Linked DNA regions of Homo sapiens: region 2 is linked to region 1. The links are chromatin contacts, found by Hi-C or POLR2A ChIA-PET in ENCODE. All regions are on one chromosome and are shown on one strand. The core of a region is the stretch at or near the end of the contact, and the rest is flanking DNA. Distances in the headings are between cores, read along the strand shown. Region 1 holds the start of JMJD1C (jumonji domain containing 1C). Region 2 overlaps REEP3 (receptor accessory protein 3).

Region 1 (7,962 bases), core at 2,909-5,408:
AATGGTGTAAATACAGTTGTGGTAGTACTAAGACAAATAAGGCATGTTTTGAAAATCTGTTATTGGGGAATCCTACATAGTCTGAGAATCAGGGATGGTTTCCTTGAGGAAGTGATATTTTGATATTTGAGTTAATTTATCATTATCATAAATGTGATTGAGGAATTCATTTTAAATAAGTGCTTAGGGTATACAAACCCCAAATACAAATTATTTAAGGTTTAATAAAAAAATGGTAACATAAATTTATATTCCATTTATTCTTGGTCTTCCACTTGCATAATTCAGTTGAAACTCTTGGTTTCCCTCATTTAAATAGTGGCTTGCACGATTCTTAGCCCTATCTATATATATAATCTAAGACTTCATAAACGCAGTCCATTATTTACATTTGACAATTAATAAAAGCCTTCAAGTTATAATAGGTTTGAAAAATATTTGTTAAAATGCATTAAATTTGGATGAAATTCTATTGATAGTTCCTTAATTAAATAAACCAAAGCATTTCTATTGTCTATCTTTCCAGATAGACTGTGAGCTTCTCAAGGATAAAGGTCCTATCTCCAGAACCTTGCAGGATGTGACCCACATAGTAAGTGCTAAATAAATACTGAACACAGCAATTATGAGTAAACTGTAAATAAGGATGAAACAACTTGATAACTGACCTTCACGTTTCTTTTAAGTGACTTTTTAGTATAATAGTTAATAGCAGGGAGCCTTTGTTATCACAAGATCTGGTTTTGAAAACCAGTTTCTTAATGTGTATTCTTAGGCAAGTTACTAAACTTCTCTAAACCTCATTTTCTTTATCCTCAAAATGAGATTACGTGTGTAAAGTACTTAGTATACTGTCTGACACATAGTAAGTGTTCTATAAGTGGTGGCTAAAAAGATGTGTTAAACTTTTTGTCTGTGTTAGATAATATCTGTGATATTTAAAGTAGACATGTATAGTGACATAAAATATTAGTATGTATGAGAGCAGATGATTGACACTTTCCACAGTTACATACCAAGTCAAAAAGTGAAAAATCTATAACTACTAGGCTTTTGCTTATTCAGACTAAACTAAGTAGATAATTATGGTTCTTATTGCAGTGAATACATTTTCTTCCTTTATAAGTCAGTTTTTTAAAAAAACAAAATAGTTTGTGGGTTTTTTTTGTATTTTAAAAATGTTTTTTAGAGACAGGGTCTTGTGATGTTGCCCAGCCTGAACAGAAGTCCTGGGCTCAAGAGATCCTCCAGTTGCAGCCTCCAGAGAAGCTGGGACAACAGACACATGCCATCATCCAGCCCAAGCTGTTTTTATGAATAAATTTTTGTGAACTTCTAAAAAGGGAAAAAATCAAATAATCTCCCAGTCTTTGGTGTAGATTAAGATATTTGATGTAGGAGGTTTGCTTGAATTGATGTGTGCATAGGCATATTTAATGGACATATTTACACGTGGGGATGGAAAGACTAGAAAATCTAATTTATATGTCTAATTTTCAGCTTCTATAAGTAAACTTAGTTATTTTAAGTAATTCACTGTCATTCTTTTTACCTGTATAATGAAAACAAATACCATTACTCTTCTGTTTCCGAGTATCTTTATGGAAGTAAAGAATGTAAGGAAACAAGTTAAGAAACAAATATTCTGAAGTTTCAAAACCAACTTGAAAAATTTTTTAAATTCCTTGTTATTTACAAAGTTATGATTTGCTGGCAAAAATAAAATAATAAAAATACCCCTTAATACAAAACGAAGCAAAAAATGCCAGCAAACAAACAAAAAATCTTTAAGGACTTTTTATTCTACATTTAAAAAAATGTACTTTTAAATTTTTCCAACAGCAAAATATCCACAAATTAGTGTAAACTCTAGGCATTGGCTGTAGTCAAGGGATTAGTAGAAGAGAATTTGGACCAGAGTTCTAAGAATATTAAGATACTTGATTAAAAATATTTTGGGGATATATGCCCTCCTGAAAAACTTTGTTTCTATACATGAAATATTTTGATTGATTTGTTGGATTACATGCTTTTCAGAGGACTGAAAAGGATGGAATTCAACATGTAGTGGGAGTTCCCAGGGGCCCATTTAGAGCAGTTTGCCTACAAAATTGAAAACAGCTGGCAGTTTTATATAAGGCAACTAGCAACCTATACTCTTAAGAATGTAATTTGGTGAGTGGGATTTATGTAATAACTGATGAATTTGCATGTTTTTCTCAAATGACTTTATTTGTATTTTTCGTTTGCTCCTAGGATATCACTGAAAATTAGGATTCAGGCATTTTTGCATTTTTACAATTGCATCATGCCCATGGTCACAAAGCAGATCATTGATGACTTGGTATCTGGATGTTGATCTCCCTACTCTTTTATCCTTACATATGTTGAATTATTGTCACCAAGTCACTTTACTGGTTCCTTAATCTACACTGATTTTAGAAATCTTCATCTGTAATTCTTAAGATAATTTGCTAAGTATTATACAGTGTACACTGAAAAAGTGGACTTGGAAATAAAATTGCCCAAGCAAAATTTTTTCTCTCAACTTGCCGATATGCATTTTTGGGTATGTTTTGCTGTTTTAATTTATTACAGGTTTTTTGTTTGTTTGTTTGTTTTCGGGGGGACTGAGTTTTGCTCTTGTTGACCAGGTTGGAGTGCAGTGGCACGATCCCGGCTCACTGCAACCTCCAGCTCCCAGGTTCAAGTGATTCTCCTGCTGCCTCCTGAGTAGCTGGGATTACAGGCATGCTCCACCATGCCCAGCTAATTTTTTGTATTTTTAGTAGAGACTAAAAATACATTTAGTTTCATCATGTTGGCCAGGCTGGTCTCGAACTCCCGACCTCAGGTGATCTGCCTCCTAAAGTGCAGGGATTACAGGCGTGAGGCACCGTGCCCAGCCTATTTATTACAGTTCTATGTTTGGTCTTTGGCAAAATTTGACCATGATTATTAAAATCCATCTTCCTTATAATTTTGGTTTCTAACCTATTAGCAGTGGTTGTGTTTCTCCACTTCAAATTGCCCAGCTTGAGTGTTCTAGAGAAAACAGATAAAAGCCTTATAGTTATTTTAAACATTCAGATTACTACTGTAAACTCTGTTAACTTTTTTTTTTTAAATAGAGGTTCAGGAAAATCTCAAGAAACTGAAATTTAGAATATTGGACTACCTATAAAAAAGCAGTATAAAGGGTGCCTGAAATCGAACTGCTCACTGACATTTGTAGGGAGGTTTGATTTATAACAAATAAGTTGATCAAAGAAGAGTGATTGTTCCAAGTTAGAGATCTTTGTGTGGGTTAGGGAGTCCGATTGTAATTGGATGGGAAATAAATATTTTTTTTCTTGAATTGTGATTGGCTAAAATCCTTTTCTTTCCATGGTATTTTCTAATAACTGAATCTGGGGATTTTCTCTGCTTTTATTATCTGACCAGTGTGTTTGAGCTGTGTACCAGTACTAAAAGTACTAAGACTGTCGCAGACACGGTTTGTGAAATTTCAGGACGTTGACAAGGGCCCGCCACGGAGCATTTGCTGTTCTTATAATAAAGCAGTGACGAATTTAAATCTGTGAATAGCTTAAACATGTAATTAGTATCACCACAAATGAGAAGAATGAAAGGATCACATTTTCCCCCTCGTTTTCCCTTGAAGTCATGAACGGTTGGTTCTGCTGTGACTTTGGGGCTTAGTTTTCAGTAGAAGTGTTGTCCTGCTCTGCTGCTGTTACTGCGGGACTGCTAATTCAGGCTAACTCAGGCGGCGGGCGCTGTGTGCTCTGAACATCAAACCGCGGGTGAGGCGTCAACCCAGGAGTTTATTTTGTGATCAGAGTGGAACCACTACACTTCACTTTCCCCTCACCTCCACCTCTGAGGGAGCAACGAATACAAAGGTAGACCCCCAAAAGCTTTGAATAGCTGTCGCCTACTTTCCCGCGGCCCTCTTCATTTTTTCGTCTCCCGCTGCCGCCGCCGCCGCCGCCTCTGGATCTGGACGGACCCAGTGGCCGCTGCCGCCTCCGCAGGGCCGGGCACTACTTTCCGTCTGCGGTGGTTCCGCCGACCCTCCCGCGGCTGCTGCCCCGCCCGCGCCGGCGGAAGGAGACGCGCTGCGCGCCGCCGCTGCCCGGGGAGGGAGACGGAGCAGTACTGGCCGCGGCGCGGTGGCGGCGGCTGGGCTGCCTCGGGGTCTTCGACGGCCGCGTTGGGTTTTGTTTCAGTTTTCTTGTGTGGCGCTGCAGCACAAGGCTGCGAATCTGGGAGTCCAAAGGAGTGTTTGCGGGGAGGGCCCGAGGTCGCTGTGTCCGGGGCAGAGCGGCCGGTTCGTCCCGAGTCTGCGCTCTTTCGGGTCCGCTGCTGTGTCCCGGTCCGCTCTCCTCAGCATGAGCGGCCGGTAGGAGTGAGGTTTCATCGGTTCCCTCGCACTGGAGGAGGCAGCGGCCGCTTCGGCAGCGACAGCTATGGCGGTAGAGACGCGGGCAGAGCTGGTGGGTAAGCGGTTCCTGTGTGTGGCGGTCGGCGACGAGGCACGTTCGGAGCGCTGGGAGAGCGGACGCGGCTGGCGAAGCTGGCGAGCGGGGGTCATCCGAGCCGTGTCACACAGGGACAGCCGCAATCCGGACCTGGCGGTAAGAGAGTCAGCGCCCCCCTTTTCCCCTGCCGCGCCCGCACCCGGCTCTCGCAGACGTACCTTGCAGGCTTCCCTCTGGCGCCTCGCTCAGCCCGGCCAACTGGCGGTCACGCCCCTCTGCTGAACCCTTGGCGCGTTTGCCCGCATCCCTTGCCTGGGTCCCTGCGTCTCTCCGAGCGGCTTCCCCTGTGGAGGTGGTGTCGGAGCAGGACTCCCGGGATAGCCGCGGAGGCTGCCCTGGCCCCCATCCCGGAGGGGTCGACCGCGGCTCCCCGCTGTGGCGCCTGGGCGGCCACGGAGACCTCCCCGAAAGGCGGAGCCGCGAGTCCGGCGCCGCGCGGGCAGGTGGGGGTAGGGGGCGGACCACTCATGGCGACAGGCGGCCAGCTTCCCTGGTATCTCTTTTCTTGGAAAAGTCTTCATAGTGCTGTAGCTCGAGACTTAAAACTTATCCTGTAAGGTTGCTGAAGGGGAGGGAGAAAAGAAAAGAGACCTTCCCACACAGTCCGGGGATTCCTATGTGTTTTAGAGGCAGAGGCCGTGGTGGTGGCTGTGCCCGGATTCATCCTCTCCTTAATAGATGCTTGGCTTTCTAACCGTAAAGGATAAAAGTGAAAAATTTTGGTATGGAGGGTAATCTCTCTTTCTGTCCCCAATGTGCTTTTCTTGTTAGAAAGGTATAGTTCTTTGGAGTCAAGCTGTTTCTGGGTTTTATACGATTTTAAATAAGACGAAAAATGTTGTCAATTAAAATGTTAAATGCCATGCAGAATTGATTATCTTTTTTTTTTTTTGGTTTCTTACATGTGACGCTGCCAGTGCTTTCTTTGAGTAGCGTAGGTATGTGCATGATATTGAGCTGTAATATGCTCTGTTGTGTTCCAAGTACATTCTCACTGAGGGACAGCTTGAAGGTAAGGGGCGGAGTAGAGACAAGACATGGACTAGACTTCCAAAGGTTGATTTATGAATACGTAATCTGTGAAATTTATTTGTAATGCCCTGAGCCATTTACTTTTTCAATGAAAACTTCAAATTTAGGAAATTTTTTTCCCTTTGTGTGCATGAAAGCTTACAATTCCAAATTCATTGTAATATTTGTACAGGTATCTACCTAATATTTTTTACCTACCTATTTTAATAGTTTCTGAGTGTGTTTTTGTAAACTCGGGTTTTCCTCACTGTAGTCAATGATATGGTTAATGCGGCATGTATTAATATTGACTCGATATCGCAAAATAGGTGTGTTTTGCTGATAGGTATTTCTAACAGAAAATAGAGGTAGTTTTGAAGGTTTTGGCTGGTTATTTTCGTATAGAAATGTATAATCTTCCTTAAAAAGTATTGGTGATGTTAGTGGTTCTAAAAATTATGGCAGTTCAATTCAGTAACTATTTTTGTTTGTGTAAAAGGCTGAGGTAAGAGGATTGCTAGAGCCCAGGACTTATTAAGAGTCCAGCCTGGGCAACATAGGTGAGACCCCCTCATCTGTAAAAAAGGAAAAAAAAAATTTGTATATATAAATAACTTAATTGCTCTCTTAGTTGGGAATTTAAGTGATTAAAGAGTTAAGTTTGCATATGTTAGTAAGGTATTAAGCTGGATATTAAAAAATAAATTATCTATGGATGGTAGAGATTGACTGGAAAGAATAGGAGTTTCTTCAGGTGATAGAAATGTTTCCTATCCTGATTGTTGGTTACACAGATATATATATTTGTCAAAACTCGTTGAATTGATACTATCTTTGCGTTTCACCATATCTAAATTTTACCAAAAAAAGAAAAATGTATGTTGAACCATACCTATGTGAACCCTTGATGAGTTTTTTTAATCTGTCTTTATTTGAAAATTTGAATATTAATTTAGTTTTTTTAGCCTAGAATCTACCATTTTAGATTTATTCCCAGATTTTCTTACATTCACATTTCTTAAACGAAACTTGGAACAGTTTAGCATTAACATAATGTAATATTCCTGTTCGACTTTGATTACTGCAGAGTAGATTTTAAGTTACATGAAATTAGGCTAGGCACAGTGGCTCACGCCTGTAAACCCAACACTTTGGGAGACTGAGATGGGAAGATACTTGAGCGCAGGAGTTTTGAGACTAGCCTGGGCAACATGGCGAAACCCTGTCCCTACAAAAAATACAGAAATTAGCCGGGCATAGTAGTACAATGCCTGTGGTTCCATCTACTGGGGCGGCTGAGGTGGGAGGATCACCTGAGCTCAGTGAGGTTGAGACTGCAGTGAGCCAAGATTATGCCACTGCACTCTAGCCTGGGCGACAGAGTGAGATCCTGTCTCTAAATAAATAAATAAATATGTAAAAAGAAAGTATATGGAAAATGTTGAATAGGCTAGTTTGTGATTTTTTTTTTAAAGCTACAAATATGTATAATTAAAAACCTGTTAAGTCTACTAGAAGTCCTGGCTGGATACACCAGGCAGGACATGTGCCACAAACCTGTGGCACATGATTTGGAAGGATAATGATAAGAACTTCAAAGTAGTTGAGGGAATATTGTGTCTCAAAGATAATCAGTTATTCTTATTTTGGGTCTTATGTATGAGGAATTGCCACGTGAATTAAATTTCTATAATTGTTTAATTAACGTAATCTTGGTGGTTTAAATGTTATACGCTTATTATTTTGTAGTTCTGGAGATCACAAATAAGACCTGGATCTTGCTGGGCTAAAATCAAAGTGTGGCAAGACTGTTTATTCTAGGAGAGATCCATTTTCTTTCCTTTTCTAGTTTTTAGAAGCTGTCCACATTCCTTGGCTCATGGCCCCCTTCCTCCATCTTAAAAGCCAACCAAGTTGTATCTCTCTGACCGTTTTTCCCTAGTCATCTCCTTCTAACTCTCCTGCTTCCCCATTACACTTGTAAGTGCCCTGTTGATTACTTTGGGCCAATTGACATAATCCAGGATAATCTTGCCATCTATTAACAACCATAATTCCTTGTAAACTTTAATTCTCCTTTGCCATGTAATGTAACAGTTACAGGTTCCTGGGATTAGGACATGGATATCTTTGGGATTAAATTATTTTTTACCACACCGTGGTAGCAAACATATTTCTTGTACAATATGAACATATATAATTTAATACAAATAAAGTAAGATTAAAATTTTATTTTTTCAGCCAGGGGTTATAGTGATATTACTTTCTAATCTTTTAAGTAATAAGTTTAATTAATAGAGTTTTCATTAGGTTATGTTGGATAATTTCAAATAGTTTGTCAACTTTTAAAAATATGGCGTGAGAACCTTTTGGGTTATCTGTATTGGAATTATCTTTGCTAACAAAA
Region 2 (7,962 bases), core at 2,596-5,095, 110 kb before region 1:
GGGAAACCCTTATGTTTATTCTCTGGAAAGGGGTGAATCAGAGGGTTTCTGGATTTGCAAATCTCCAGCACAACTGAGAGTGGGGCTAATAGGGATCGAGTAAAAGTTTATAAACTGAATGTTGAGCGCCCCCAAGCCTTATTCTCCTAGTAGGATGCTGGTAAACAAGTACCTTTCAGAATGGAAGAGTCTTCTCTGAAGAATCTGACTGGCACAAGAGAAAATACCTAAAGATATAGACATTGATAACTTTCCAAGAAATGGTTGTTATGGGTTGAATGGTGTTCCCAAAACAGATGTGTTAAGATCTGCTCTAGACTGAATTAGGTTTTCCCAAAATTCACAGGTTGAAGTTCTAACTTCAAATGTGTCTATATTTGGAGTTAGGGCCTTTATGGTGGTAATTAAGGTTAAATGAGGTCACAGGGTGAAGCCCTACTATAGGGCTGGTGTCTTTATATGAAAAGGAAAAAGAGGAATATTTCTCTCCATGTGCACACATCAGAAAGACCATGTGATGACATATGGGAGGGTGGCTGCCTTACAAGCCAGGAAAAGAGCCCTCACAGGAAACCAACCCTGGCAGCAACTTGATTTTGGACTTCCAGTCTCCAGAACTGTGAAAAAATAATTCCTGTTGTTCAAGTCAATCAGTCCATGGTTTTTGTTATGGCAACACAAGCTGACTAACACACAGTCCTAAACCCCAATCCCTCAGAACGTGACCTTATTTGGAAACAGGGTCATTGAAGATGTAGTTAAATGAAGTTATGTGACTGGTGTCTTTTTAAGATGAAGAGGCAAAATAGACACACAGAGACATGAGGGGCGAGTCCTATGTGACAATGGAGGTAGAGTGTGGAGGTAGACTGAAGTGCTGGCAACAATCAGCAGCTAGGAATTCACAAGGAATGATTCTCCTCAACAGGTTTCTGAGGGAGTGTGGCCCAGTCAACATCTTGATTATGAAATTAAGGACTTCAAGCCTCCAGAAATTGTGAGACAATACATTTCTGTTGTTTTAATCCACACTGCTTGTGGTACGTCCTTATGGCAGCCACAGGAAAATATTCTATAGTCTAGTCAGATCACTCTACAGTGAAGATCACGTTCAATAAGCCCTTTCATGGGCACAGAGCTCCAGGCAGCTTTTCATTATTATCCTAAAAAATGAGCAGAGAACCCGAGATCATCCAACATTTGAGGAAATTATACATGAAAAACAGAAGCTGAAACAAATGTAAAACAGAATTCAAACGAAAGACTATGTAGAAAGAAGAAAATGTCCGGCCAGGCACAGTGGCTCACACCTGTAATCCCAGCACTTTGGGAGGCCAAGGCAGGCGGATCACCTGAGGTCGGTAGTTCAAGACCAGCCTGACCAACATGGAGAAACCCTTTCTCTACTAAAAATACAAAATTAGCTGGGCCTGGTGGCACATGCCTGTAATCCCAGCTACTCAGGAGGCTGAGACAGGAGAATTGCTTGAACCTGGGAGGCAGAGGTTGCGGTGAGCCGAGATTGCACCACTGCACTCCAGCCTGGGCAGCAAGAGCAAAACACCGCCTCAAAAAATAAAATAAAATAGAATAAATTAAAAAAGTGTCCAAAAAACTGTCAGTCATATTCTCAGGAACTAAGCACATAGGTGCAGAAATTAAAAGATCCATTGAAGGGTTAGAAGATAAAACTGAGAAACTCAATCAGAAAGTAGAACAAAAAGAGATGGGAAAGAGAAGGGAAAAGATTAAAAAAAAAATTGGAAAACCAGTCCAAGTGCCTTACAAATACAAATGAATAAAAAGAATTCCAGACAGAACAACAGTGAAAATGGAGTACAGAACAGTATTAAAGAGATAATTTTAACTAAATTTCTCAGAGCTGAAGGAAAAAGGATTCCCAGATTAAAAGGGACTCCTGAGGGTTTAGCAAAATTGACTATAACGGACTCATGCAACAAAGTACATCATCATGAAATTTTAAAACAACAGGAAAATAGAAAATATCCCACAAGCTTCCTGAATGGGGAGAAAAACAGGTAAGAATCATAATGGCTTCAGCCTTCTCAACAGCAACACCAGAAGTTAAAGACAATGAAGAATTGCTCTCAAAATTCTGAAAGAAAATGATTTCCAACCTAGCATCTCAAGAAACTGACCTCTTGGGGTCTGGGTGCGGTGGCTAATGCCTGTTATCTCAGCACTTTGGGAGGCCGTGGCAGGCAGATCATGAGGTCAGGAGTTCGAGACCAGCTTGGCCAATATGGTGAAACCCCATCTCTTCTAAAAATACAAAATTAGCCAGGCATGGTGGCGCATGCCTATAATCTCAGCTACTTGGGAGACTGAGGCAGGAGAATTGCTTGAATCCGGGAGGCAGAGGTTGCCGTGAGCCAAGTCGTGCCACTGCACTCCAGCCTGGGCGACAGAGCGAGACTCTGTCTCAAAAAAAAAAAAAAAAAAAAAAAAAAAAGAAATTGACCTCTCATTATAGCCTTCTCAGGAAGGATGCATTTTATCAAAATGAAGAAATTAAGTAATTAAGAAATCAGAGAATCCAAAACAAGAACCATCACTGAGAAGAAATGCACACAACTCTAGGAAAGTTTGGGTCTGGATACAGAGTAAGAACACAGAGAACACCACACAAATGAAACAACAAGATAGTGAATAACACCAGAGTAAAGAATGGTAATGGCAGGATACTGTGGAGATCAGCTGTGAATAGTGTTTACATAATGAAAATGATTATATGACAGGTACTGTTATGTTTAAGGTACTGATTTAAATGCTTTATGTGCATTCATATAATTAAATAATATGTTCATTATTTACTACTACTTACTGATTAGAAAACTGAGGCACAGAAAGGTTAAATAACTTGTCCAAAGGTAGAGCTAGTAATGGGTAGGGCTAGGATGAAACCTAGGAAGCCTGTTTCCAGACATTGTGCACTTTACCTCTATATTCTATTGCTTCTAATTTTGTCTAAATAATATAAATATTGAATATTGAGCTAAACAAATTATACTGCAATGATTCTGGGAAGCTATAAGAACAGAGAAATATGCAAGTGTATAGTGGCATTGGGTAACTGCTAAATCATCTTTCGTAGAAGGAAGTTAACTCATGACGTCCATCTGAAAAATTAAGAAATAGCACAATAAGTATGTTATTTGGAATATGGCAATAAATGCTAAAAGATTCAGATAAAAGAGTTTGAACTAGTTGCCTCTAGAGAGTTAGACATAGGGATGGGAGCCTGGGGAACTACTGTTTTCCATAATAAGCCTTGGAAAACTAATTGACTTTTTACATTATAAGTAAATACAGCTTTGATAAAAATAAAAACTAAATTAGAATAGAAAATACACAGACAAGCAAGCAGCCTGACAAAACTAATTTTCAGTAAAAATCCCATCATAATCAGTAGGCTAATCTTTAAACTTTCTAAATTATTAAAACCTTTAAATGAAATGAATACTTTTTATCAAAATTATCAAAAGATACCTAGGAAACACTTCTTGAGAACAAAGAAAAGTTCTTTAGTATGTTTTTCCCCTTCTATTTCCACTCTAAAGTTAGCAGACAACTTCAGATTTCATTATCAATAAGATCTGTAGAACTGGCATGTGGTATATTTGTTCATTTTCATATCACCTAAATAGTCAGTCGAAAATTAGGTCACTTTCAAAAACCAAGTCAGCAGACTTTTAGAGGGCCATTTCTAGGCCTTTTAGAGAGTAATCTCCCAGCTTTTCCTGTTCTTTGTTCTTGCTCACAGTAAATCTCAGAACCAAATGTCTGATTTTGATTTGTAAGTGCTGTTAGCCAATCTTTTCATTGCTGCTTTCTCCAACATTCTTAGAATAAGAACACTGGTTTCCTAGAAAAGCTACAGCAATTACACACGACTTGGAAGTAAACACTCTATTTTCAAGTCATGAGATGGAATGAGCCTGAAAAAATTTGCAAAACCATACTAATTCTTCAGTAAGTTTACATTTCAATTACTGCAAGACTGAAAGTCTTTAAGTAGGCCATATCAGCCACACTATGCAGGAAATTATATCCTAGGAAAGCTCTGTTTTAAAAATAGGCAAAGGAAGAAAGGAAGGTTGCCAAAATACACAGTACTTTCCATTTGTTTTGATTTGAGCACAGCATCTGTTTTATCAGGTGCAATCTACCATTTGCAGGCTTAAGGGGAATGGTAGTAGTTGGGGGTGGGAAGAAGTAAATTAACCGAAAATGTTTGCTTTCTGAAAATAATTTTGAAGTAGATAGCAGTGAAATTTAGGTCATAACCAAATACCACAAAGAAACTGGGTTTTGGGATAAATGTTAAGACTGGACTGTATTCTCCCTAACCCAGCAGAATCAAAGCTGGTAAACTAGATCAATCCACTTAAGAAATGTACAAGCTATTAAGCACAATATTTGATATTTACTTAAAAGTCAACTTTTCTCATTTATTTATTCAAGAAATATTGAGTACCTATTATGCAGCAGGTACTGTTCTAGGTACAGGAATATAGCAATTAATAAAACAACAAAACATTCCCCATGGAGCTTATTCTGGTGGGGAACATAAACATATTCAAATAAAGAATATAACATCAGATACTATAAGGTGCTATTAAAAACATAACAGGGCAATATAAAAAGGTTAATTTTACTAAGAAAATACCATGTATAAAACAAAGAAAATTTGGATAGGATTACTGTATAGGAAAACTTTATGAGGACAGAGTTCTGATAAAACTGTTAACAGTCAGTTTAACAATGAGAACACGTGGACACAGGGAGGGGAACATCACATACTGGGGCCTGTTGGAGGGTCAGGGGCAAGGAGAGGGAGAGCATTAGGACAAATACCTAATGCATGCGGGGCTTAAAACCTAGGTGACAGGTTGATGGGTGCAAACCACCATGTCACACATGTATATCTATGTAACAAACCTACACGTTCCGCACATGTATCCGAGAACTTAAAGTATAATTAAAAAAAAAAAGTCGGTTTAAATTAGATGGCTAAGTTTAGGACTTAGCCTTGCACTGGGTGCAAGCAAATAATGTTCAAAATTTTTGTCAGAGTGAAATTAGATTGGAAATACTTAGAAGATTGTCAAGATTTAAGGGATTTTATTTTTTTTTAAAGGAGGAACTTTACAGAATTTTCAAAACCTTCTATTTCATTTTGAACCTCTTTGTTCACATGTGATTTCAATGCTGGTGGGTCCCGCCCTGGTAAGCTGCCTGATTGTCCTTCTTGGAAAATATCTATATGGCCGTGGCCCCCGAACGTCCAGCTTTGAATTAATCAGATGCATATTCACTGGCTGGTTGTGAAGGCTGTTTCAACTTTTACGTGAAGCTAGAATCTTCACCTGTGTTTCTAAAGGTAGCATGGTAGAATAGAATGAATAAAATACTAGAAACAGAAGATCTCTGATCTGGTACCAATTCTGTCTTTACAATCCATGTGACTCCAGGTAAATTCACTTCTCTAAGCCTGTAATACTGGAATATTTTCTATGCCTACTTCATAAGACTGCAGTTAGAACAACTGAGATATTATTGGAGTAGGCAGAAAAATGCCCTCTCTCCCCTAAAGATGTCTGTGTCTTAATCTCTGGAAACTGAGTATGTTAGGTTACACCGTAAAGGAGAAATAAGGTTGCAGATGAAATTAGGGTTGCTAATCAGCTGACCTTGAAATGGGAAGTTTATCCTGGATTAATCAGGTGGGCCCAATGTAATCACAAGAGTCCTTATAAGTGGAAGAGGAGGCAGAAGAGAGAGAACCAGAGAGATGGCAGCATGAAGAGGTCTCAGCCCAACATTGCTGGGTTTGAGGATGGAAGAATAAAGCCATAAACCAAGGAATGCGGGCAGCCTGTAGAAGCTGGAGTAGACAGGGAAACAGACTTTCCCCTAAACCCTCCAGAAGGGGTGAGGCCTGTGAACTCATTTTAGGTTTCTGACCTCTAGGACTGTAAGAGAATAAATTTACGTTGTTCTAAGCCAATAAGAGTGTGATAATTTGTTTCAAAAAATTATCCAGGGTAGCAAATTAAAACAATAATAAACAAAAGTACTTTGAAACTCGTAGGAAATCATATAAATGGAAAATATTACTATTCCAAGGTGACATCTCAACTTAGTCTCTCTAGCAGCCTCCCCCTGATCCCACTACCCCACCCGATGGTCTCACTCTGTCTGTCATCCAGGCTGGAGTGCAGTGGTGCAATCAGGACTTACTGCAGCCTCGACCTCCCAGGCTCAGGTGATCCTCCCACCTCAGCCTCCTGAGTGGCTGGAACTACAGGCACACACCACCATGCCCTGCTAATTTTTGTGTTTTTTGTAGAGATGGGGTTTTACCATGTTGCCCAGGTTGGTGTCAAACTCCTGGGCTCAAGAGATCAGCCTGCTTCAGCCTCCCAAAGTGCTGGGATTACAGGTGTGAGCCACTGCACCAGGCCTCTCTAGCAGCCTTGATGGAAGGCAATATGGTTGCTGGGAGGGTCTTCAGAGATGACACATTTCCCTGTCAAAGGCAGATGCCTTGTCCTTATTTCAGTGCCTGGCCATTTATTTTGCTTTTAGTTCTCATTTTATTTGTGAAGTAGAGTTGATTACCATGTAATTATCAAACCAGCTCCAGCCACCTGCCTTTTACCTTCCCTAATTTCTCCTCAATTACTCATTATTCTGGTCTTCTCAAATGGATGGTTAAGAAAATCTTTTTTCCGGGTACTAGGCTTAATACCTGGGTGATGAAAGAGTCTGTACCACACACCCCCATGACACAAATTTACCTAACAAACCTGCACAAACCCTAAACTTACAATCAAAGTTAAATAAAAAGAAATGCTTTCCAGAGACATGGTATTACTGCAAAATTATGTACAGATAATTCCAGCTTTATTAATGAGTATTCTCTGAAAACAACTGTGCAAAGCTGTATGTATGCTCACTATGTAACTAAATACACACATATACATATATCTCAATACATATCATGTTTATAGTTTTCTCATCAGTTTGAATGCTGATGGATTATCTTCCATAGCCTAAATTATCTTCACACTTGATCTTAGCCAAAATGCCAAGAAGCAATTATCTTTATAAAGTTGAATAAAAATTTCAGGGTTAGACCATCCTTATCAATCCCCAATTTTTAATCTAGTAATGAAAATCTGAGTGTTGTATCAGGGGTAATAAAACACACAAATTCTTTTTTTTAAGTCTTTTTTTGTTGTTGTTTTTAAGTCTCTAAAAATTAATATTAACAAAATTGAATTGATGCACATCATTTATAAATGCATTAATCTTTCTGATTTTTATTTTATTATTATTGTTAGTATTTTTTTTGAGACAGGGTTTCATTCTGTTGTCCAGGTTGGAGTGCAGTGGCGGGATCATGTCTCACTGTAGTCTCGACTCCCAGGCTCAGGTGATTCTCCCACCTCAGCCTTTCCAGTAGCTAGGACTACAGGCATATGCCACCATACCCGGCTAATTTTTATATTTTTTGTAGAGACGGGGTTTCACCATGTTGGCCAGGCTGGTCTCAAACTCCTGGCCTCAAGTGATCCACCTGCCTTGGCCTCCCAAAGTGTTGAGATTACAGTTGTGAGCCACTGCACGTGGCCAAGCCTATTTTTTATTACAGTTTATTAACTATTTTTATATTTCTTATGCTATCCCTTTACCTTTGACGTTTATTTTAGGGATGGTATTTCTGTGCTTACTGATAATATTCTCAAGTTATTAGAGCTTCTCATCTAAACATTTAAAATTTGTACTTAGCTTTCTTTTCCTAAAAAAAAAAAAGCAGATTTGGGAGAAAAGATTGGAGAATACCGTAAGCACAAATATATATACAATGCACACACACACACAGCAGCACACCAAATTATTATATATCCCGGGCTTCTTGAATGCTTTCTAGGT

What was found. A loop is a pair of places that touch in the nucleus more often than their neighbours do. ChIA-PET counts read pairs that join two places held with the same protein, here RNA polymerase II (POLR2A). Pooled maps may share reads with other maps.
Region 2: a loop to region 1 is called in a map of endothelial cell of umbilical vein, with 1.9 times the contacts of the local background. The contact joins the enhancer-like site here to the promoter of JMJD1C in region 1. A Hi-C loop is called at or near these places in 2 of 168 maps with a recorded cell type or tissue (ascending aorta and endothelial cell of umbilical vein) and 5 of 50 pooled maps. POLR2A ChIA-PET finds 5 or more read pairs at or near these places in 6 of 52 experiments (A549, H1, HCT116 and 3 more).

What each region holds. Positions count from the first base shown.
Region 1 is chr10:63,462,173-63,470,134 of GRCh38, reverse strand. It overlaps JMJD1C (jumonji domain containing 1C), which reads left to right and starts at 4,158. Exons shown (of 26, transcript NM_032776.3): 1 at 4,158-4,640. The coding sequence starts at 4,473. It overlaps JMJD1C-AS1 (JMJD1C antisense RNA 1), which reads right to left and starts at 4,906. Exons shown (of 1, transcript NR_027182.1): 1 at 3,572-4,906. RefSeq lists enhancers at 3,696-3,745, 4,196-4,365, 4,446-4,515, 4,137-4,926 and silencers at 4,016-4,165, 4,706-5,045.
Region 2 is chr10:63,569,359-63,577,320 of GRCh38, reverse strand. The region is part of intron 2 of REEP3 (receptor accessory protein 3); the gene reads right to left. Among named protein-coding and RNA genes, the nearest start is that of REEP3, 52 kb to the right of the region's middle. Within about 2 kb of position 3,845, at least 3 of the 41 ENCODE cell types and tissues checked have a DNase peak (open chromatin) inside an H3K27ac peak, as active enhancers do; they include endothelial cell of umbilical vein, where a contact is called at or near this core.